Linked DNA regions of Homo sapiens: all the other regions are linked to region 4. Evidence: chromatin contacts called from ENCODE Hi-C or POLR2A ChIA-PET data. All regions are on one chromosome and are shown on one strand. The core of a region is the stretch at or near the end of the contact, and the rest is flanking DNA. Distances in the headings are between cores, read along the strand shown.

Evidence for each region. A loop is a pair of places that touch in the nucleus more often than their neighbours do. ChIA-PET counts read pairs that join two places held with the same protein, here RNA polymerase II (POLR2A). Pooled maps may share reads with other maps.
Region 1: a map of CD4-positive, alpha-beta memory T cell shows a loop between it and region 4 (31-fold over the local background). The contact joins the promoter of PEX11A here to the promoter of AP3S2 in region 4. A Hi-C loop is called at or near these places in 3 of 168 maps with a recorded cell type or tissue (CD4-positive, alpha-beta memory T cell and naive thymus-derived CD4-positive, alpha-beta T cell), 4 of 37 single-sample maps with no recorded cell type and 12 of 50 pooled maps. POLR2A ChIA-PET finds 5 or more read pairs at or near these places in 2 of 52 experiments (CD4-positive, alpha-beta T cell and activated T-cell).
Region 2: a pooled map shows a loop between it and region 4 (7-fold over the local background). The contact joins the enhancer-like site here to the promoter of AP3S2 in region 4. A Hi-C loop is called at or near these places in 1 of 168 maps with a recorded cell type or tissue (prostate gland), 1 of 37 single-sample maps with no recorded cell type and 12 of 50 pooled maps. POLR2A ChIA-PET finds 5 or more read pairs at or near these places in 3 of 52 experiments (CD8-positive, alpha-beta memory T cell, Panc1 and WTC11).
Region 3: a map of chondrocyte shows a loop between it and region 4 (2.5-fold over the local background). The contact joins the promoter of KIF7 here to the promoter of AP3S2 in region 4. A Hi-C loop is called at or near these places in 2 of 168 maps with a recorded cell type or tissue (PC-9 and chondrocyte) and 6 of 50 pooled maps. POLR2A ChIA-PET finds 5 or more read pairs at or near these places in 2 of 52 experiments (HEK293 and PC-9).

The regions. Positions count from the first base shown.
Region 1 is chr15:89,687,431-89,692,401 of GRCh38, reverse strand. PEX11A (peroxisomal biogenesis factor 11 alpha) reads left to right here and starts at 1,648. Exons shown (of 3, transcript NM_003847.3): 1 at 1,648-1,825. The coding sequence starts at 1,770. It overlaps WDR93 (WD repeat domain 93), which reads right to left and starts at 1,591. Exons shown (of 17, transcript NM_020212.2): 1 at 1,545-1,591. It also overlaps the pseudogene RPL36AP43. RefSeq lists an enhancer at 1,724-1,813.
Region 2 is chr15:90,140,137-90,145,457 of GRCh38, reverse strand. No RefSeq gene overlaps it. Among named protein-coding and RNA genes, the nearest start is that of IDH2, 40 kb to the right of the region's middle. RefSeq lists enhancers at 1,383-1,917, 3,467-3,761. Within about 2 kb of position 2,102, at least 10 of the 41 ENCODE cell types and tissues checked have a DNase peak (open chromatin) inside an H3K27ac peak, as active enhancers do; they include Panc1 and prostate gland, where a contact is called at or near this core.
Region 3 is chr15:89,653,539-89,658,939 of GRCh38, reverse strand. It overlaps KIF7 (kinesin family member 7), which reads left to right and starts at 3,473. Exons shown (of 19, transcript NM_198525.3): 1 at 3,473-3,541. RefSeq lists silencers at 2,568-2,862, 3,296-3,435.
Region 4 is chr15:89,890,720-89,895,535 of GRCh38, reverse strand. AP3S2 (adaptor related protein complex 3 subunit sigma 2) reads left to right here and starts at 1,542. Exons shown (of 6, transcript NM_005829.5): 1 at 1,542-1,655. The coding sequence starts at 1,587. All of the region lies in intron 5 of ARPIN-AP3S2 (ARPIN-AP3S2 readthrough), which reads left to right. ARPIN (actin related protein 2/3 complex inhibitor) reads left to right here. Exons shown (of 6, transcript NM_182616.4): 6 at 1-530. RefSeq lists enhancers at 260-1,007, 1,362-1,511, 2,504-3,253.

The DNA of each region.
Region 1 (4,971 bases), core at 399-2,898, 200 kb after region 4:
AAACTTCTGGCTCTCTTCGAGGCTCTTTCCTCTACAAAAAATGAGTAACCCATGGGGCCAAGGAGATATGCTCACCCAAAGCCTAGTTTCCCTCTTCTGGAGTCTAGACCATGTTCAGGGTACCAATACCCCTGGAATTTACTGCCCAAATGACACCATGGCCTGCATGAGCCCTTCTCAGCTTTCACCTGAGGGCAGACCCAGCTGCTAATGTGAGCACTCCTCGATCTGAAAAGGTGGCAAAGGCATGGCTGCTTGCAGAGGTACGGGCAGACGTTGGATGTGGCTTGGAGTATCAGGATGGTATACAAGGCTCCTGGCAGGGAATGCAGGTGGGCACCAGAAACCAGAAAAGAAAGGGAAGTGGGAAAAGACTGGGAGCCATTTCTCCCCACACTGCCATATTCCAGCTGTGTTTCCAGGTATTCTAAGGAGTCTAGGGATTCTGAAGATGAACCTGGCCTTCTACATCATTATGAGGGTCTATTTGTCAATGTAGGAAAACAGACTATATTTTACTTTACAATTTGTTGCTTGATTTATAACTAAAATATTTAAACATACGGTGTGCTGGACTCCATTTGTACTCTTACCCAGGGCCTGCAAATGTTAGGAGCTGGCCTGACCAAGGGAATAAAGATTACGAAAATGTTCACCTTATTTTATTTTATTTTATTTTTTTGAGACAGCGTCTCGCTCTGTCGCCCAGGCTGGAAAGCAGTGGCACAATCTCGGCTCACTGCCACCTCCGCCTCCTGGGTTCCAGCGATTCTCCTGCCTCAGCCTCCCGAGTAGCTGGGATTACAGGCGCCCACCACCACGCCCGGCTACTTTTTTTGTATTTTTAGTAGAGACGGGGTTTCACCCTGTTGGCCAGGCTGGTCTCCAACTCCTGATCGCAGGTGATCCGCCCACCTCGGCTCCCAAAGTGTTGGGATTACAGGCGTAAGCCACAGCACCGGCCGACCTTATTTTGTGGTTATAGAGGGTACATTTTATAAAATTACTGCCACGGAGTGGGTAAGGCTCCTTTTCTTCAAGCCGCACAGAACGAATGTTCAGCGGTGCAATTTCATTGCAATCTATTTTTGCTTCACTTTGCTCATAATGACTCTTTTAGGATTTCCTCAGGTAACAATCTTCTTTCAATGTTCAATAATCCAAGCAGAACATTTTCTCACTTCATCCGCCTCCCATGCTAGGTTCACACTGTGAAATTGGCTTATCTCTGACCTAACCACTTCCTTCACCAGACATAGAGCTGGTGTAGCTCAAGGGAAAGAGGCACGGCGCTGGGAAATGATTAGGCCCCACCGTCCCAAGCAAGAGCTCAGGGGAGTTCTGAGGCTGGAGAGACCATTCGGGATATCACCCCGGGTTCCTGAGAACCTGAGATCTGCGGGGAGGCGTCAGGCATCCGGAAACGCCCGAGTCTGGGGAGACGGACCCCCTCAGACTTTCCTCTAGGAGACTCTACAGGTAAAGGGGAGTCCTGGGACTCGAGGGGAGCCCCGGCATCCAAAGGTAAGATCAGTTTTGCTCACCTGGCCGGGCGGCGTTGCGTCGCCTTGGTAACCACAACTTCCGGCTTGAACCGGAAGTCCGCGAAGTTGCTCTACAGAAAGTGTGCCCGCCCCCTCTGGGGCGGAGAGACTCAGCCCCTCCCCCTCAGCGGATAACCTGGGACTGACCGTTCCCTGGGGATCCGACGGGCCCCAGAGGACCCACGCCTGAGCCCCGTGCGACTCGTGGCCTTTGGGCTAGAAGCCATGGACGCCTTCACCCGCTTCACCAACCAGACCCAGGGCCGGGACCGACTCTTCAGGTGAGTCAGGTGCCAGCGGCCTCCGCCCCTTTCTCGCCCTAACTCGGCTCCCGTGCCTATTCCCCTGCACCCGGGAAAAAGGAGGTGATAGCCTAGTAGATGGAAGCAGGAAGGACGTTGCCAGCTCCTACGGAGGGAGTTTAGTATCCGAGCCCCTCCTTACCCTAAATTCAACGTGAGTGGGCCCAACGCACCCGCGTCCCGTCCTAGCCCCGTGCACGAAAGCCCCAGTGCCTGGCACCCTAGCCGCCTCGAGACCGCCGACGACGGGACACCGGCTGACAGATCCTCCTCCCCTCCTAACTTTGCTCTCCGGGCACAGAAAGATTGGTTCTCTCCACTCAACATTCTTCCGAGGGATCTCCTTTAAAGAGAAACTTTGGATTAGTATTTGTGGCTAGGGAAGCAAACCACTTGGTGTGACTTCAAATATCTCTCTTTTTTTTTTCTTTTGAGACGGAGTCTCGCTCTGTCGCCCAGGCAGTGGCGCGGTCTCGGCCCACTGCAACCTCTGCCTCCCGGGTTCAAGCGATTCTCCTGCCTCAGCCTCCTGAGTAGCTGGGATTACAGGCGTGCACTACCACGCCCGGCTACTTTTTGTATTTTTAGTAGAGACGGGGGTTTCGCCATGTTGGCCAGGCTGGTCTCGAACTCCTGACCTCAGGTGATCTGTCCACCTCGGCTTCCCAAAGTGCTGGGATTACAGGTGCGAGCCACCGCGCCCGGTCTCAAATACCTCTTGAAATGTTTGAGGAGAGACAGAAGTTCTCTTCCATTATTACCCAGGCTGTATCATTGAGATACTGCATGTGGAATAGTTTTGTAAATTGTAAAACAAAATATAGCGGGGATGAGACCACACCAACTGGATTGGGGGGAAATACAGTGGGGAGAAGCTCAGAAAGAACTAACTGCACCTCTAAGGTTCATGCTGTGCTACTGAAAATATTAAACAGAGATTGTGTCTCTTTTTCTTTTGGTTCCATAAGAAACGAAAAGAACTGAGAGATTGTATCTTTAATACGAATACAGTACTAGTTCATGATGTTTTAGAGATTTGGTTGATTCTTGCTTAATGAAAAAATATTTACAGTTGCAGTTTTATTTAACAGCTCTGCATTCTCTTCTGGGTGTGCAAGTGCTGATACAAACAGATCAATTAGAATGGCCCCAATAATGAGGCTTTTGGAAGCCATCTTTATGACAGCTATTGTTCCCAGTGTTTTGCAACTATGAACTTATATAACCCTCATCACAACCCTATGAGGTAGATACTCTAAATATTTTACCCACTTCAGATGGAGAAACTGAAGCAGAAAGAGGTTAATAGGTACTACAATGGCAGAACTGAGGGATTCACATCCACGCAAATGACTCCAGTGCCCACTTAACTACCAAGCTATACTGGCTTTCTCATTAGTTTGATAGGTTTTTTAAATGGTTACTTTATATACAAGCTTCATTAAATAGAAATTTCATTAAATAGAAACCTGTAATTCCAGTGTACCTAGAATGTACCCTGCAGGGTTTATCAAGGAAGTTGGTTAAAAAAATAATCATTTAGGCCGGGTGCAGTGGCTTACACCTGTAATCCCAGCACTTTGGGAGGCTGAGGTGGGCGGATCACAAAGTCAGGAGATCGAGACCATCCTGGCTAACATGGTGAAACCCTGTCTCTACTAAAAATACAAAAATTAGCTGGGCGTTGTGGTGGGCGCCTGCAGTCCCAGCTACTCAGGAGGCTGAGGCAGGAGAATGGCATGAGCCCAGGAGGCAAAGCTTGCAGTGAGCCAAGATCACGCCACTGCACTCCAGCCTGGGCAACAGAGCGAGACTCCTTCTAAAAAAAAAATAAAAACATTAAAAATAATAATCATCATCATTTAGGCCGGGTTCAGTGACTCACACCTGTAGTCCCAGCACTTTGGGAGGCTGAGGTGGGCAGATCATGAGGTCAGGAGTTCGGGACCAGCCTGGCCAACATGGTGAAACCCCATCTCTACTAAATATGCAAAAATTAGCTGGGCGTGATGGCACATGCCTGTAATCCCAGCTACTCAGGAGGCTGAGGCAGGAGAATCGCTTGAATCCGGGAGGCGGAGTTTGCAGAGAGCCAAGAACGCACCACTACCCTCCAGCCTGGGCAACAGAGCGAGACTCTGTCTCGAAAAATAATAATAATAATAATTTAAGATATGTTTATTCCAAAAGATCTGAGATCTCTAGCATTCATTTCCCAACCTCCTTGATGATCTGTATAACCTTTATGACCACACTGGCATTCATAAAATAATACCTTGCTTTCTGTGCCAATAATGCTCATGCAAACACGGTGAACATTCCTAAAACCTGTCAGACTGTAAGAAGTGTGGCAAGCACCAACCCCACAAAGTGACATAGTACAAGAAGAGCAAGGATTCTCTGTATGCCCAGGGAAAGCAGCATTATGACAGGAAGCAGAGTGGCTGTGGTGGGCAGACTAAGCCGATTTTCCAGAAAAAGTCTAAAACTACCAAGAAGTTTGTGCTAAAGCTTGAGTGTGTTGAGCCCAGTGAAGATCTAAGAGAATCCTGGCTATTAAAAGATGCCAGCATTTTGAACTGGGAGGAGATAAGAAGAGAAAGGGCCAAGTGATCCAGTTCTAAGTATCATCTTTTGTTTTATTATGAAGACAATAAAATCGAGTTTATGTTCACTTCAAAAATAAATAAATAAAAGTAATGTCTTACTGTTGGCCTGATCCTTATTATTAGACCAAAGCTCAGAAAGGCAGAATCATTGACATGACCAGTCCTGTAACCAGGAAGGACACTTAAAAAAGAGAAAGCGATTGTTTATGATTCCAGTCTTCTCTTTTTATTTCATTCCTAGTAACAAGTTCACTATTTTAGAAAATGAAAATGTACCGCATTTTTATTGAGAATAATATTTATAGCATAAAGGGATTCAAATGCACTTACAAGACAGTAGGAACCAGGCACCTACTTTATTAGTAGATTGCCAAATGGATTTGGATGTGTGACTATGTGATGTAAAATTTCTCCTACATTTATATTAGTAAGTCATTGTTATTTGTAAGCATGACAATAATCACTTTATTAAATATATAGTATTATTAAGCAGGATTCTGCCTGTATTTTATGTAA
Region 2 (5,321 bases), core at 853-3,352, 250 kb before region 4:
TTGCCCTGACAAATTCACCCCTGGGGCCCTGGGTCTGCCCTCCGCCTGGCAGCTGGTGGAGAGGAGAGCCAGGTCCCAGCTGTGGACTCAGACTAATCAATTGCTCAGGAGGCCAATATATACACCAGGTGGTAAGTTTCCAATGCATTTAGCAGGGTGAGACCGGTTTTTGTTTAGGAAAATATCTTGATAGCCACTTTTGTTGAGGAAGGGGAGGTGCTAAGGACATAGTTGAAGGAAGATGTTTAAACACAGGAGGAATCAAACGGCTTTACAGAGAACGTTAACCGGAACTTGGGGGCGAGGGACCCCAAAAGAGAAGAAGAAATGGAAAGATGGTCATAGAAATGAAGGGTGAAGGAGGGAGGAGGGAGGGAGAAAACAAAATGGCAAGGGCAGAGCCTGGGAGGTATGTGTCCACTGAGAATTTCACAGTGGCGGGGAGACCAAAGGGCTTTTTTTTTTTTTTTGAGACTCTTGTTGCCCAGGCTGGAGTGCAATGGCGTGATCTCAGCTCACTGCAACCTCCGCCTCTGGGTTCAAGTGATTCTCCTACCTCAGCCTCCCGAGTAGCTCGGATTACGGGCATGTGCTGCCACACCCAGCTAATTTTGTATTTTTAGTAAGATGGAGTTTCTCGATGTTGGTCATGTTGGTCTTGAACTCCCAACCTCAGGTGATCCGCCCGCCTCAGCCTCCCAAAGTGTTGGGATCACAGGAGTGAGCCACTGCACCCAGCCTCGAAGGACTTTTTTTTTTTCTTTTCTTTTTTTTTTTTTGGTGATGGAGTCTTGCTCTGTGGCCCAGGCTGGAGTACAGTGGTGCGATCTCAGCTCACTACAGCTTCTGCCTCCCAGGTTCAAGCAATTCTCCTGCCTCAGCCTCCTGAGTAGCTGGGACTACGGGCGCATGCCACCACCCCCGGCTAATTCTTTAATTTTTAGTAAAGACGGGGTTTCACCATGTTGGCCAGGCTGGTCTCGAACTCTTGTCCTTGTGATCTGCCTGTCTTGGCCTCCCAAAGTGTTGGGATTACAGGCATGAGCCACCATGCCAGACCTCAAAGGACTTTTAAGAACAGGATCTGTACTATTCTTTTTGAAATGGTTTGTTTTCCTACTAAGTACACCCCAGTACACCCCTCTATTGCCCAAGCCTTCAGTAAAAGCTGTAGCTCATGTGACAAGAAAGCATAGAAAGGCCGGGCACGGTGGCTCACACCTGTAATCCCAGCACTTTCACTTTGGGAGGCTGAGGCGGGTGGGTCACCTGAGGTCAGGAGTTTGAGACCAGCCTGGCCAACATGGTGAAACCGCATCTCCATTAAAAATACGAAAAAGCCGGGCGTTGTGGCTCACGCCTGTAATCCCAGCACTTTGGGAGGCCAAGGTGGGTGGATCACGAGGTCAAAAGTTCAAGACCAGCCTGATCAACATGGTGAAACCCCATCTCTACCAGAAATACAAAAATTAGCCGGGTGTGGTGGCGGGTGTCTGTAGTCCCAGCTACTCGGGAGGCTGAGACAGGAGAATCGCTTGAACCTGGGAGGCAGAGGTTACAGTGAGCTGAGATCACGTCACTGCACTCCAGTCTGGGTGACAGAAAAAGACTGTCTCATTAAAAAAAAAAAAGAAAGAAAGAAAAGAAAGAAAAAAGAAAGCATAGAAAGAGGGCTTTTTTTTTTTTTTTTTCTAGGATGGGCACAGAGCAGAGGGACATCACCGGGAAGTGAGAGGCAGGGACTCAGGAGGTCAACACTGCAGGACTGGGGCCAGGGGCACTGGAAAGCCCTCTAGAATCCTGGAAGCAGTGAGGAGAATGTCCGGGGCCCGACTGCCATGGGCTAGGAGTAGGAGGAGACTCGATTTAGAGCTCGAAGGCTAGGGCCACCCAAGCTGTGCAACTGGGCCCAGCCTGGGCAGCTGTCATGCTCGGGCACTTTGTCCCTATCCAGCCTTACCTCATGGCCAGACCAGCATAAAAAACAGGCCTGCGGGGAGGGCCTGGCGGGACTGAGTCTTGTCAAGGAGTAATCTGGGGCTGCACACAGCTGGCCCTGGCTGTGGTGTGATAAAGGACTCGCCCCAGCCAGGGGCTCAGCCCACTGCCCCTCCCCAGGTAGACACTGCCACCTTCTGGCTGTTCGTCAACTGGCTGCCGGCCCCCGCCTCCTCCACACCTCCTTCAAGACAGGCTTTCTCCTCACCAAGAAACAGAATTGTGGAGGTTTCCTTTACCTGCTTACAATCCTGTCTTCCCGGGCTCCCATAAGGTCACTTGAATTAGAGTCTGGGTGATCCCAACCTTTAAAAACAACTTTACAAAACAATCTTTTGAGAGTACCTCTAAAGTGTTCTCGTTTTTTTTAAAAAAATGGGTAACAACGGTAACTATGGGAGGTGATGAGTGTGTCAATCAGCTTGATTGTCATAATCATCTCACGTGTCCATATACCAAGTCATCACGTTGTATGCTTTTAATATGTATACTTTTATTTGTCAATTGTATTTCAACAAAGCAGAAAAAAACCACTCTAGTCTTTTGGTCTCCTCCCACTGATGGCTTCCCACAACTGTCGCTGCCTCATTTTTCAGTTGATTGGGGGCAGGGCCCCACGGTGTGGTGTCACCGTCACTGGTATAAAGGCATTTGAGGCTACAGACACTGTTCCTGGTCGTTCCTCCTTGGTTTTTGTTGTTTTGTTTGCTGGTTGGTGGGGTGTTTTTCTTTTTGTCTTTTTTTTTTTTTTTGAGACGGAGCCTTGCTCTGTCACCCAGGCTGCAGTGCAATGGTGTGATCTCAGCTCACTGCAACCTCTGCCTCCCTAGTTCAAGAGATTCTCCTGCCTCAGTCTCCCAAGTAGCTGGGATTACAGGCACCCACCACCACACCCGGCTAATTTTTGTATTTTTAGTAGAGACTGAGTTTCACCATGTTGGCCAGACTGGTCTAGAACTCTTGACCTTGTGATCTGCCCACCTCAGCCTCCCAAAGTGCCGGGATTACAGGTGTGAGCCGCGGCGCCCAGCCGGTGGGGTGTTTTTTGCTGGGATTCCCCGGGCCTCTCCACTACTGTGCTCTGCGCCGGCGGGTTTGCCGGGATCCCCGTAACCAGCTTCTTGAGTTTATCAAGGTGTTTGTCTCCCTCCACAGCAACAGTTTGTTAATTTTCTCTCTCTCCTTACCTGAATATGGGGAAATGCTTTCCTGCCTTTCCTCCTGAGAATCACTCTATCCTGGCCAAAAACCCTTTGTTTTGGTCTCTCCAAGTCAGTGCTGAAACCCAAGCTTTCTCCACCAAAGGGAGTCCCAGCTCTTCACCTCCCAAATCTTCCCGTTCCCAAGTCCCAAACAGGGAAGAGAGCTCGGGCAACTGTGGAGATTGGAGTCTTGCCTTAGACTCCAAGGACCAGGCCCTTGTCCAGGGAAGCCCTTGGTCCTGTGGAATCTGCAGGGGTGGGGGTGGGGAGACTGCTGGAGAGACCTCTGGGTGACACGTTCCCCCCGACACAATGGAAACTCACATGGTCCAGCTGTCCATCCTCCACGGGCTCCACTCCCCACCCGTCCCTGGCTTGCAGATCCTCTTAACACGGCATGTTTCCTTCCCTCCCCTCCACAGAGTTGGCTGACTCATTAGGCACTTCCCACAGTCCAGTTCCTTCATCCCCCTGCCGCTCCTGCCACAAGCTTGCTGCTGGAGTCTGGAGGACCTCAAATATTTCCAAGGACGTCAGACTTTGGGAGGCTGAGGACTTCACGGCCCGAGGGGAGAGCAAGCCGTCCGGCCGCTGAGACCCACTCAGAGCACGAACAGGGCAGGTGCTCAGAGGGCTCGCCCTCCCATCCACCCCAAACTGGCTGTTGGACATTCTAGTGTTGACCGAGAGAAAGAAGCTGAGGCAAAATCAATATACAGGGTTAATTTGGGCCAAGAGTGAGGACAGCCATTGGGGACACACTTCAAGTTGCCTTGGGGTACGCTGTGTGTTCGGCTTTTGTTACAAGCAGGCCTTTAAAGGCAAAAGGGGACAAGGAGTGGGTGATTCAACAATGTTCTTATTAGTTTGCAGGAATAACATTGGCTTGTGATTGGCTATGCATTGTTGAGCTATGGGGTATGAGTTATAGTGTCTGGAATATGGCATTTTATGGCTATGTGGTGGTGTCAGTTAGTCTAGAGCCCATATAGCAAGTGGCTTCAAGAGGTAATTATTTAGCTTGGTGGTCGGGGGCGGGTGAGATGTGACTGCTGTCATATGCTGTTGCATTTCTTTTTTGAGACAGAGTCTTACTCTGTTGCCCAGGCTGGAGTGCAGTGGTGCAATCTTGGCTCAAGCAATTCTCCTGCCTCAGCCTCCTGAGTAGTTGGGATTACAGGCGTGTGCACCAGTACGCCCAGCTAATTTTTTTTTTTTTTTTGAGACAGAGTCTCGCTCTCTCGCTCTGTCACCCAGGCTGGAGTGCAGTGGTACGATCTCGGCTCACTGCAACCTCTGCCTCCGGGGTTCAAGTGATTCTCCTGCCTCAGCCTCCCGAGTAGCTGGGATTACAGGTACACCATGCACAGCTAATTTTTTGTATTTTTAGTAGAGACAGGGTTTCACCATGTTGGCCAGGCTGGTCTCGAACTTCTGACCTTGTGATCTGCCCACCTGGGCCTCCCAAAGTGCTGGGATTACAGGTGTGAGCCACTGCGCCCAACCTGCTGTTGCATTTCAAAGATTCTCTGGGCCTGATAACGAAAGGGGGACTTGCATCCTTTTTTTTTTTTTTTTTTTTTTTTGAGATGGAGTCTCGTTCTGTCACCCAGGCTGGAGGGCAATGGTGTGATCTCGGCTCACTGCAACCTCTGCCTCCCGGGTCAAAGCCATTCTCTTGCCTCAGCCTCCCAAGTAGCTGGGATTACAGGCACCCGCCACCACGCCCAGCTAATTTTTTGTATTTTTAGTAGAGACAGGGTTTCATTATGTTGGCCAGGCTGGTCTTGAACTCCTGACCTTGTGATCCACCCACCTTGGCCTCCCAAAGTGCTGGTATTACAGGCGTGAGCCACTGCGCCTGGCCTGGGACTTGCATTCTTCAGATAAAGTTTTTTATTGTTGTTGTTTGTTTTTGAGATGGGATCTCTGTTGCTCATGCTGGAGTGCAGTGGCACGATCTCGACTTACTGCAGCCTTGAACTCCTGGGCTCAAGTGATCCTCCTACCTCAGTCTCCTGAGTAGCTAGGACTACAGGTGTGCACCATGCCAGTATATTTTTTATTTATTGTAGAGATGGGGTATTGTTATGTTGCCTAGGCAGGTCTCGAACCCCTAGG
Region 3 (5,401 bases), core at 2,224-4,723, 240 kb after region 4:
TATTTGCCATGATGATTTTCCTCTAACGCTTTATCCATTTTACATTTCATTAATTATTATTATTATTATTATTTTTGAGACAGGGTCTCACTCTGTCACCCAGGCTGGAGTGCAGTGGCGCCATCACAGCTCACTGCATCCTTGACCTCTCGGGCTCGAGCTATCCTATCACCTCAGCCTCCAGGGTAGCTGGGACTACAGGTGCACACCACCATGCCCACCTGATTTTTGCATTTTTTTGTAGAGATGGGGTTTCGCTGTGTTGCCCAGGCTGGTCTCCAACCCTTCAGCTCAAGTTATCTGCCTGCCTCAGCCTCCCAAAGTGCTGGGATTATAGGCATGTGCCACTGCGCCTGGCCCAGCCCTACATTTAATTAATTTTTATAAGTATGGTTTAAGTAGGAATCCAATTTTTTTCTTCCACGTGGATAACTGTCTTATACATTTCCTAACTGAATTTTTAGTTGTGTTTTCTCTCTCTCTCTCTCTCTCTGGAGATGGGGTCTCTGTCATCCAGGCTGGAGTGCCGTGGTGTAATCACAGCTTACTGTAGCTTTGACCTCCCAGGTTTAAGCAATCCTCCCACCTCAGCCTCCAGAGTAGTTGGGACCACAGGTGCACACCACCAGGCCCAGCTAATTTTTTTTTATTTGTAGAGATGAGGTCTCGCTATGTTGCCCAGGCTGGTCTTGAACTCCTGGGCTCAAGCTATCCTCCCACTTCAGCCTCCCAAAGTGCTGGGATGACAGGCATGAGCCACCATACTCAGCCTTGAGTTTCTCTCGAAATAAACTGTATACTGCAGGAAGCTTAAGAGTTCTCTCGAATGTCAGCTGGAAACTTCTCATTTACTGATATCTGATGAACAATGGACCAGGTTCGGCCTGATGGATTGAATAGCTTTCCCCTACTGATCTGCACTCTCTACTCTGTCATAGATCTGGTTTCCAGATTTGTTCTATTTGTTATGCCTGTAGCATTAGCACATTGTCTGAATTACAATAGTTTCAAATATGTTTTCACATCTTCTTGGGCAAGTCCACCCATACTGCCCTTCTGCAAGTGTCTTTTGCAACTTCCGGCACTTTGCTTTTCCATGTAAGTAGTAAAATCAGCTTGTCAAATTCCACAGAAGGAATTTTTACCGACTCAATTTGTTTCAAGTAACTATAATTATTCTTTGCTCTTCTGAAGCTCATGATGTCACAAGTTGGCTGGTAAGAACCCCTTTAAGTTGGGGCTTTTGTCATTTCAGGCCTACAGTATACATTTTAAAAGCATCTGAATTTTTTGACCACAAAATAATTATTCCAGTTCTTACCCTAATACATGGAATCAGCTACTTTTAATGGAAAATAGTGATAAAGGCCACAATTTGGACACTCGGGTACACACCAGATTGTTGCATATGAGTGCTACTGATACACAGAAAAACACTGCACATCCACCAGAAAGAGCAAGAAAAAAGATAAATCTTTCTAAAATCATGAACATTGATAGTTCCACCATCATGAAATTCTTTAAAAATTTATTGTAACATGAAAGTTTTTATTTTCTCTACAATTTAATTACTATAATTGTAATTAGAATTGTACCTCTGTCTCTCTCTCTTTTTTTTTTTTTTTTTTTGAGACAGGGTCTCACTCTCTCACACAGGTTGGAGTGCAGTGGCACCATCTCGGCTCACTGCAACCTCCACCTCCCAGGCTCAAGCCAGTGTATCTTCCTACTTCAACCTCCCAAGTAGCTGGGACTATAGGCCCATGCCACTACGCCTGCCTATGTTTTGCATTTTTTGTGGAAACAGCTTTGCCCTATTGCCCAGGTTGGTCTCAAACTCCTGGGCTGAAGGGATCTGCCTGCCTCAGCCTCCTAGAGTGATGGGTTTACAGGCATGAGCCACCTTGGCTGGCCCAGAATTGTACCTCTTAAAGCATGATGTTTCATTAATCATCATCACCTTTTATTACATTTTACACATATGAAAATCCAAGTTCAGTTTTCAGCTTCTTCACATTTTCAGGGTCTAAAATGATTCTCTTTGGGCATCACGGCGGCAGGCTGCTCTGTGTTGTTCTTGTTCAGGACCCCAATTGATTTAGAATATTTGGGAACAACAGTGTCATTCTACAGCATGTCAAAGAACACTGGGGTTTCATGTGCTCTTTCCAATTGCTCGAGGTTTTAGTTTCTCCTTAATTGAATTGTCTATTGGAGGAAATGGCACAGCTCCTGGCATCTGACAGATAGATGCTTGGTACCTGAATCATGGTCCTTTGTGATACACGAATCAGTTGGCCAGCCTCTCCTCTATGAAGCTTCGAGGATGTGGTTGTGGAGATTGTGGATGACTTTCCTATATCCACGCTGTCTCACACTGGTATTGCAAGCCAATCATGGTAGTTCCATCCCCTTGACAGTGATTAGTTTGGGGGTGGACAGGCCTAAGCTGTGTGGTACATGGAATGGGAAGGAAATCAGCTTGGAGTGCTCTTGATCCAAAGGGCATGCTTCACCACACACTGCTGTCTTCTTCCTCTGGACGTTTTGTGTCTGAAGTTGATGGCAAAAAAAAAAAAAGAGTTAAAAAGGCCACCTCCTTGGTAATGTTGCCACTGACTCAACCTGCCCAGGAGCCCTCATCCCTCTGGGTTTCACTGTTCCCCGAGATAACACATGACCTTATGGTTCAAGCCACTTCAAATTGTGGTTTCTGTTACTGGAGGCTGAGGGTTTCCTAATATAGATCTATCTGACGAGCCTGGCAATTTCTATGGCCTTTAATTATGTTGCCTGTCTATGACAGGTAATCTTCTATATACATAATAAAATTTCACTAGAAACTACACTGGAGTTTACTTTTTCTAATGGCGTTTTAAGTGACAAATATGTTTTCAGATTTTAAAATTCACCCATTCATGGTGCTTCCAGTGCAAACAATGGATCAGAGGTCTCAGAGGTGAAGACACCAACCATCTCTTTGAGGCTGCCGTGGACACCCCCAGATCACCTCTCCTGCCCCTCCTGGTGCCAAGTTTCCCTTGACAATGAGTGTAAGATGGAACTCAATTTTAGGAATGCTAAAATGTGAGAAAAAGAGAGTCTTATAACTGAGAAAACTTTTTTAAACGTGGGGAGATTAAAGTTTCTGCCGGCTGTGTGAGTGGCGTGCAGGAGGCGTGGTTTGGGACTGGGAGTGGAAAACAGAGACCGGGGATGAAGGTGACTCGGGGCTGAGGACAGGATGGTCTGGAGTCCAGTTTGGAGACAAATTCTAGAAAATAAGGCGATGCCATCATGAGGATGCTGCACACTCTCCAGGCCCAGCCCTTGAGCACGGGCCCCGCCCGCCCTGTCTGCGGGCCGACTCCGCGACGCCGACCGGCTCGCGCCTCCGCCCCCGAGCGCCCCGGCGGGCGGAGTTGCGGGTGAGGGGGGGGCTGGTTTGGGGGGCGGGGGTCCCGATGACGGCATCGGAGCGCGCCGCACTGGGGATGGAAACCTGACTGCCTGGCCCGGGACGGCGCTTGCAGCCAGGCAGGTGAGTGTGGGCCGGAGAGCGGGTTAGGGGCGAGGACCGGGTGGGTGGAGGGAGGCGCGCGCTCCCTCCTCGCGCAGGCCTGGGCCTAGTGGCCCTGGGAGCCGGCACTCCTGGGAGACCTGACCCGGCATGAGGAGCCCGGCACCCTTGCTCCCCAGCCTCCTGGAAGCTCTTCCTTGGACTGGCCGGCGCCGTCTTCCCGACATCTGGGGGCTGAGGCCGGCATCCCGGGCCTGCGTGGAGGGGCGAGCGCCAAGGCTGCGAGAGTCGGGTCCCGATTTGTAATCACTTCTTCCAACTTTCATGGAGCTCCGTCCCGCGCCCGCCGCCTCCAGCCCCAGCTGCCCTGCCCCGGCTCCGAATAGCGCCTGCGGGGTTGTCAGAGCACCTTCGGAGCGGGAGCGCTGTGCGGAGAGCAGGGGCGCGCGGAAGCCGGGACTGCACCGGGCTCGGAACGCTCACGCGGAGGGGTGCGCGAAGGCCCACACGGTATTGCGAGGCAGAGTTTACCGCTGTGTGCCCAGGGTCGGGAGCCCAATAGGGGCTGGGTGATTGAATTAACGAAAGGTTACTGTGCTGAGAGAGAGGTTGAAGGGTAAAGAATGAAGTGCCGGGCTGGCGGTGGGGGTGAGGAACGCGGTAGGAGGAGGGAGGGCAGGGAAAGTTCCCTGGATGAAGATTATCCATCACTATCTGTTGGGCAGCGTGGGACCTTGTGTTGGGCGCTGGTGATAAAGTGCAAAGTGGACCCAGAGGGTCCCTGCCTTCCAGCTCCTGGTCTGGGAGGTCGGGGAGAGAAGCGGGTAGTAACCTGCAGTTGGAGTGGTCACGGGCGGGTGGAACAGCACTGGGGGTTGTGTGCGTGTCGTGGTGGGGTTACAGAGGAGGGGAGCTTCCGTGGCTCCCTGAATTAGAAGGTGGCTGCAGCCTCAGCCGGGAGGGATGAGGAGGCTTGGGTAACACCTAGCCGTTGCAGGCAGAGAGAGGAGGCGAGGAAAGGCCTGGGGTGTGGGAAGTGAGTAGTCCAGGGAGGCAGGGCCTGATTTAAGGCTTGTCTTTTTTTTTTTTCCCCTTAATATTTTGAATCCCAGGCCGGGCACGGTGACTTACGCCTGGAATCCCAGCACTTTGGGAGGCCGAGGCGGGCAGATCACGAGGTCAGGAGATCGAGACCATCCTGGCTAACACGGTGAAACCCTGTCTCTATGAAAAATACAAAAAATTAGCCGGGCGTGGTGGCGGGCGCCTGTAGTCCCAGCTACTTGGGAGGCTGAGGCAGGAGAATGGTGTGAACCCAGGAGGCAGAGCTTGCAGTGAGCGGAGATCGGGCCACTGCAGTCCAGCCTGGGCAACAGAGCAAGACTCCGTCTCAAATAAAAAACAAAACAAAACAAAAACAAAAACAAAAATATTTTGAATCCCAAGGGCAGTGGAGAGCCTTTTTTTGGGGGAGTTGGGGTTAGGCAGGGAGTGAAATAATTGCATTTGCATTTTGAGAGATGCCTCTGAGGCGCAGTGGCTGATGCCTGTAGTCACTGCACTTTGGAAGGATCCCTTGAGCCCAGGAGTTCAAGACCAGCCTGGGCAACATAGCCAGACTGTCTCTACAAAATACTAATACTAATACTAATACTAATACTAATACTAATACTAATAATAAAATTAGCCAGGTACATGTCTGTGGTCCCGGCTACTCTGAAGGCTGAGGTGGGAGGATCACTTGAACCTGGGAAGCCTTGGCTACAGTAAGCAGTGATCATGCCACTGTACTCCAGTCTGGGTGAAAGAGAGAGACCCTGTCTCAAGAAGAAAAAGAAAGATGTCCCTGGTTGCCCTGCGGGAGGGGACAGGGAGACTGAT
Region 4 (4,816 bases), core at 293-2,792:
TTCCAGTTTTCCAGTTTAGGAAACTGATATTACACCTTTTCTACAGATGGGGAAACTTGCCCAGGGTGCCCAGGCAGTCCGCAGAACCATGCTTTGAATCAGGGCAGTGTGGTTCCAGGGTCCTGTACAGATCAAACACCCTGACTCTGCCATTCCATCAGATACATGATTCATATTTTGGTGTATTTGCCTCCAATCTTGAGCAAAGTGGGTTGTCCCTGTACATACTTTGTGTAATCTTTTAGCTTAACAGGTGTCATGAACACTTCCGTATCATAAATCTTTCCCAGCATGATTTTTATTATCTATTTAATATTTCTCATATTCAATGTAGAACAATGCACTTAACCAATTTCTCATTTTTGTAATAATTTTCTTCCCATTTTCCCCTGTAATAACACTGCTGAGATATATATTTTTTTCTTCTTTTTTTTACTGTTCTGAAGATACTCTGGCAGAAATGTATGTTCCTCAGGCTAAATCTTTTCACACATCCACAATCATTTTATCATAAATTCTAGAGCTGGAAACGCTGAGTCTAATGTTTTATATATATATATATATATGTTATATATCTGTCACCCAGGCTGGAGTGCAGTGTGGTGTGATCTCAGCTCACTGCAACCTCCGCCTCCCGGGTTCAAGCCATTCTCCTGCCTCAGTCTCCCAAGTATCTGGGACTACAGGCGCGCGCCACCACAACCGGCTAATTTTTGTAATTTTAGTAGAGGCGGGGTTTCACCTTGTTGGCCAGGCTGGTCTCGAACTGCTGACCTCAAGTGAGCCGCCCGCCTCGGCCTCCCAAAGTGCTGGGATTACAGGCGTGAGCCACCGCGCCCGGACTGTTATATATTTTAAAGGCTTCTGATCCATATCGCCAAACAGTCCTCTGGATCGATTTGCATCTGTATCCGCTGCTCCATCTGCAGTATACGGACATGCTCCACTTCACCCACACTGGGTCATTAAAAGAACAAACAAAAATAAGAACTTGATCGATTTGGGATTTTAAATGGAAATGCACTAAAAATTCCTTAATTCCACCATTCACCGTCTACCATAGAGGAACAGCCCATCTGCACGGAGAGACAGCTACGTAATTCACTGCAGCATTATAATACTGAAAAATTAAAATGAACGAAATGTTCCATAACCGACGAACGGCCGAATGACCGGCGTCTCCACTCCGCGGAACGTTCTGCGAGCGCTAAGGGGATGGCGGGAGTGCATGATTTGGAGCGGGCGGTGAGAAAAGCAAGCTCCCGCCGCCTCTCCGTTTTGGCAACCCGGCTGACGGTCGTTTCGGCTTCTGGGGCCAGCCGTCGGTCTGGGCGAGGGACATAGATCCGGATTCGCATCCTGACTGGCCAACCAACGCTGGCCGAGGTGACCACTCTCCTCGGCATCCGCACCTGCCCTCCAAGGCGTCAGAGAGGCCGGACCCTTGGGTGCTAGGGCTCGTGAGCGCCGGGGCCAAGTTTCCGAGTGCCGCTCTCAGCAGCGCACCAACCGGAAGTGATCGTGTTGTGGCGGAAGGAGGAGCTTTCTGGGAGTAGCCGGTGCTGAGAGAACCGTGGCTGGCAAAGATGATTCAGGCGATTCTGGTTTTCAACAACCATGGGAAGCCACGGCTAGTCCGCTTCTACCAGCGTTTCGTGAGTGCGGCCCGGCTTCACCACGCCCCTTCAGGGCGCCCACTATGTCTTCCCTCCTCTTTGGCCTCTCGGCGCCCGGGGGCACCGCTCTTTGGTCACCTGGGGCTCCTGCACCGAGCATGACCCTCGCCCTACTTAAGCATTTAATCTAGGCGCAGGCTGGTGCCAGGCCTTCTGTCTCCCGCCCTACTGCCCCGCTCTCGCTGACCCTTTTCTTGATCCTGGCATTTCTGTGCCATTTTGTGACATTTTCCCGTGGGTCTCTGGGAACGAGATAGAAGCGACAGTGGGGAGTGTGCCTCGATGAGAACTTGAGTGATTGAAGTCACATTCTGTCATCTTTTTGGTTGTTGACCACAGTTTCATGAGGAAGAAATATTAAGTTTCTGAAAGTTTTTGTTATAGCCAGAACTGGAAAAGTTCTTTTTTTTTTGGAATTATTTTGCTTCAGTGTTGGCTGGGACTTTCCAGAGACTAGATACCCTTCACTCTTAGGGTTGAAGAAAATCAGTTTAAAAGTGGAAAAATGATGAGAAATTATAAATGCTGCCGCATAAGGGCTCAATAAGTGATTACGTAAATTTGAATTTTCCCAACACGTTCCTTTGCAAACACATAAACATCAGTATTTGCTTCCTGTCTTCGAAGATTATATTTCTTCATGGCAGGGTTTCAAAATGTTACATAATTGGGGGACTGGTGGAACTGAAGAGGGGAAAGAGCCAGAAAACGTGTTCAGGCTTCAGCTCCACCTTTTCTACTCTTGCGTCTGTTGACAAGTTAATAAACCCTTTTCAGACTTTTATTGTCTTTTGTCAATTAGAAATGAAAAAATAATTTTACTCCTTCATAAGATTTTTAAAGCTAGATTACATTTTATTAAGTAGATTACATCGAGGTAAAAATATGAGTATTCAGGCCGGGCGCGGTGGCTCACGCCTGTAATCCCAGCACTTTGGGAGGCCGAGGCGGGCGGATCACGAGGTCAGGAGATGGAGACCATCCTGGCTAACACGGTGAAACCCCGTCTCTACTAAAAATACAAAAAATTAGCCAAGCGCGGTGGCGGGCACCTCCAAGTCCCAGCTACTCAGGAGGCTGAGGCAGGAGAATGGCGTGAGCCCGGGAGGCGGAGCTTGCAGTGAGCCAAGATAGCGCCACTGCACTCCAGCCTGGGCGAAAGAGCGAGACTCCATCACACACACACACAAAAAAGTATATATATATATGTATGTATATGAGTATTCAGCGTAACTATTTGTATTTGCATTTGTGTGTATGCAAATTTCCCCCCTAGTTTTTTTCTAACAGGGTTACTGAGATAAAACTAACATGCCATACTGTTTACTTATTTATTTTATGTTATTTACTTATAGAGACGGGGTCTTTCTATGTTGCCCAGGCTGGTCTTGAACTCCTGGGCTCAAGCAATCCACCGGACTCAGCCTCCCAAAGTGCTGGGATTACAGGCATGAGCCACTGTGTCCGGCCCCAGTTTACTTATTTAAAGGGGACAATTCAGTGTTTTTTAGCATGTTCACAGAAGCTGTGTAACCATCACCACAATCAATTTTAGATCATTTTCATCACCCCAAAAAGAAACCTCTGCCCATTAGCAGTCACTCCCTATTTCTCCATGACTCTCCCAGCCCCAGAGAGTTTCTTTCCCTCTAAATTTGCCAGTTCCAGAATGGCAAATGGAATTTGCCTATTCCGTTGCCTATAAATGGAATCATAAATAAGTGGTTTTTTGTGTGTCTGCCATGTTTCATGTAGTATAATGTTTTCAAGATTCATCCATGTTGTAGCATGTATCTGATGTTCTTCATTTCTTTTATTGCTGAATAATATTCCATTATATGGATATGCCATATTTTGATTGTCAATTTATAAGTTGATATTTCTGCTTTTTGGCTCTTCTAATTAATGCTGCTATGAACATTCTTGTGCAAGTTTTTATGTGGACTTATGACTTCATTTCTCTTGGTTATATACCTAGGAGTAGAATTGCTGGATCATATGGTAACTGTGGTGAACATTTTGAGAAACTGCAAACTATTTGACAAATTTTCCAAGTGGCTGCACCATTTTACATTTCCATCAGCAATGTATAATGATTCCAGTTTCTTCACATCCCTGCCATTCGTTATTTATTTATTTATTTTTGGTTAAAGACATTTTAGTGGGTGTAAAGTGGTATCTCACTGTGGCTTTTTTTTTTCCCTCCGAGACTGAATCTCACTCTATCTCCCAGGCTGCAGTGGCGTGATCTCGGTTCACTGTAACCTCTGCCTCCCGGGTTCAAGTGATTCTCCTGCCTCAGTCTCCTGAGTAGCTAGGATTACAGGTGCCCACGACCATGCCTGGCTAATTTTTGTATTTTTAGTAGAGATGGGGTTTCGCTGTGTTGGCCAGGCTGGTCTCGAACTCCTGACCACAAGTAATCTGCCCGTCTTGGCCTCCCAAAGTGCAGGGATTACAGGCGTGAGCCACCGCACCCAGCTCATTGTGGTTTTGATTTCAGTTTCCAAAATGACTAATGATGTTGAGCATCTTTTCATGTGCTTATTGCCCATTCGTGTATCTTTGGATCATAGGATTTTTATAAGACCTCATGAGCTCATGGATGAAAGTACCTTGAAAACTACAGAGTACTAAAAAGATATGAGGGGTTATTAAAATCACTGAGGCATGTAAGCAATTGGTAGTTTACCTTTTTATTGAACTAGAAATTAGGTAGCCTCATCATTTCGTACCACTTCCCCACTGCTGCCACTTCCCCCAGAGTCAGATAAAAGGCTTTAGTTCAAAAGATGTCTTTGTCAGTTTTAAAAAGTGCTGATGCTTAGCATGTTTTGTATTTTGCATATATAGAGTTCGTCTCCTACAGCATCCTGTCATCTGTGAGCTTTGTTTGTTCTTTAAATGGAAATGAGGAAAATAGTGATTAATTTACTCAAATTTGTAGTGACCAATGATTAGCAAGTTTTCATTCAGTCAGTAAATACTGTGAGCCATTCCATACCCATGTGAGTCAAAGTAATTTCCCCACAATTACGTTTTCCCTTTTTTCCCCTCTCTGTTTCTTTTAAATAACCATTTCAAAGCTAAATTCAGGGCTATAGAAAGAAAGGGATTAAAATTACTTGAACCTATTTTCT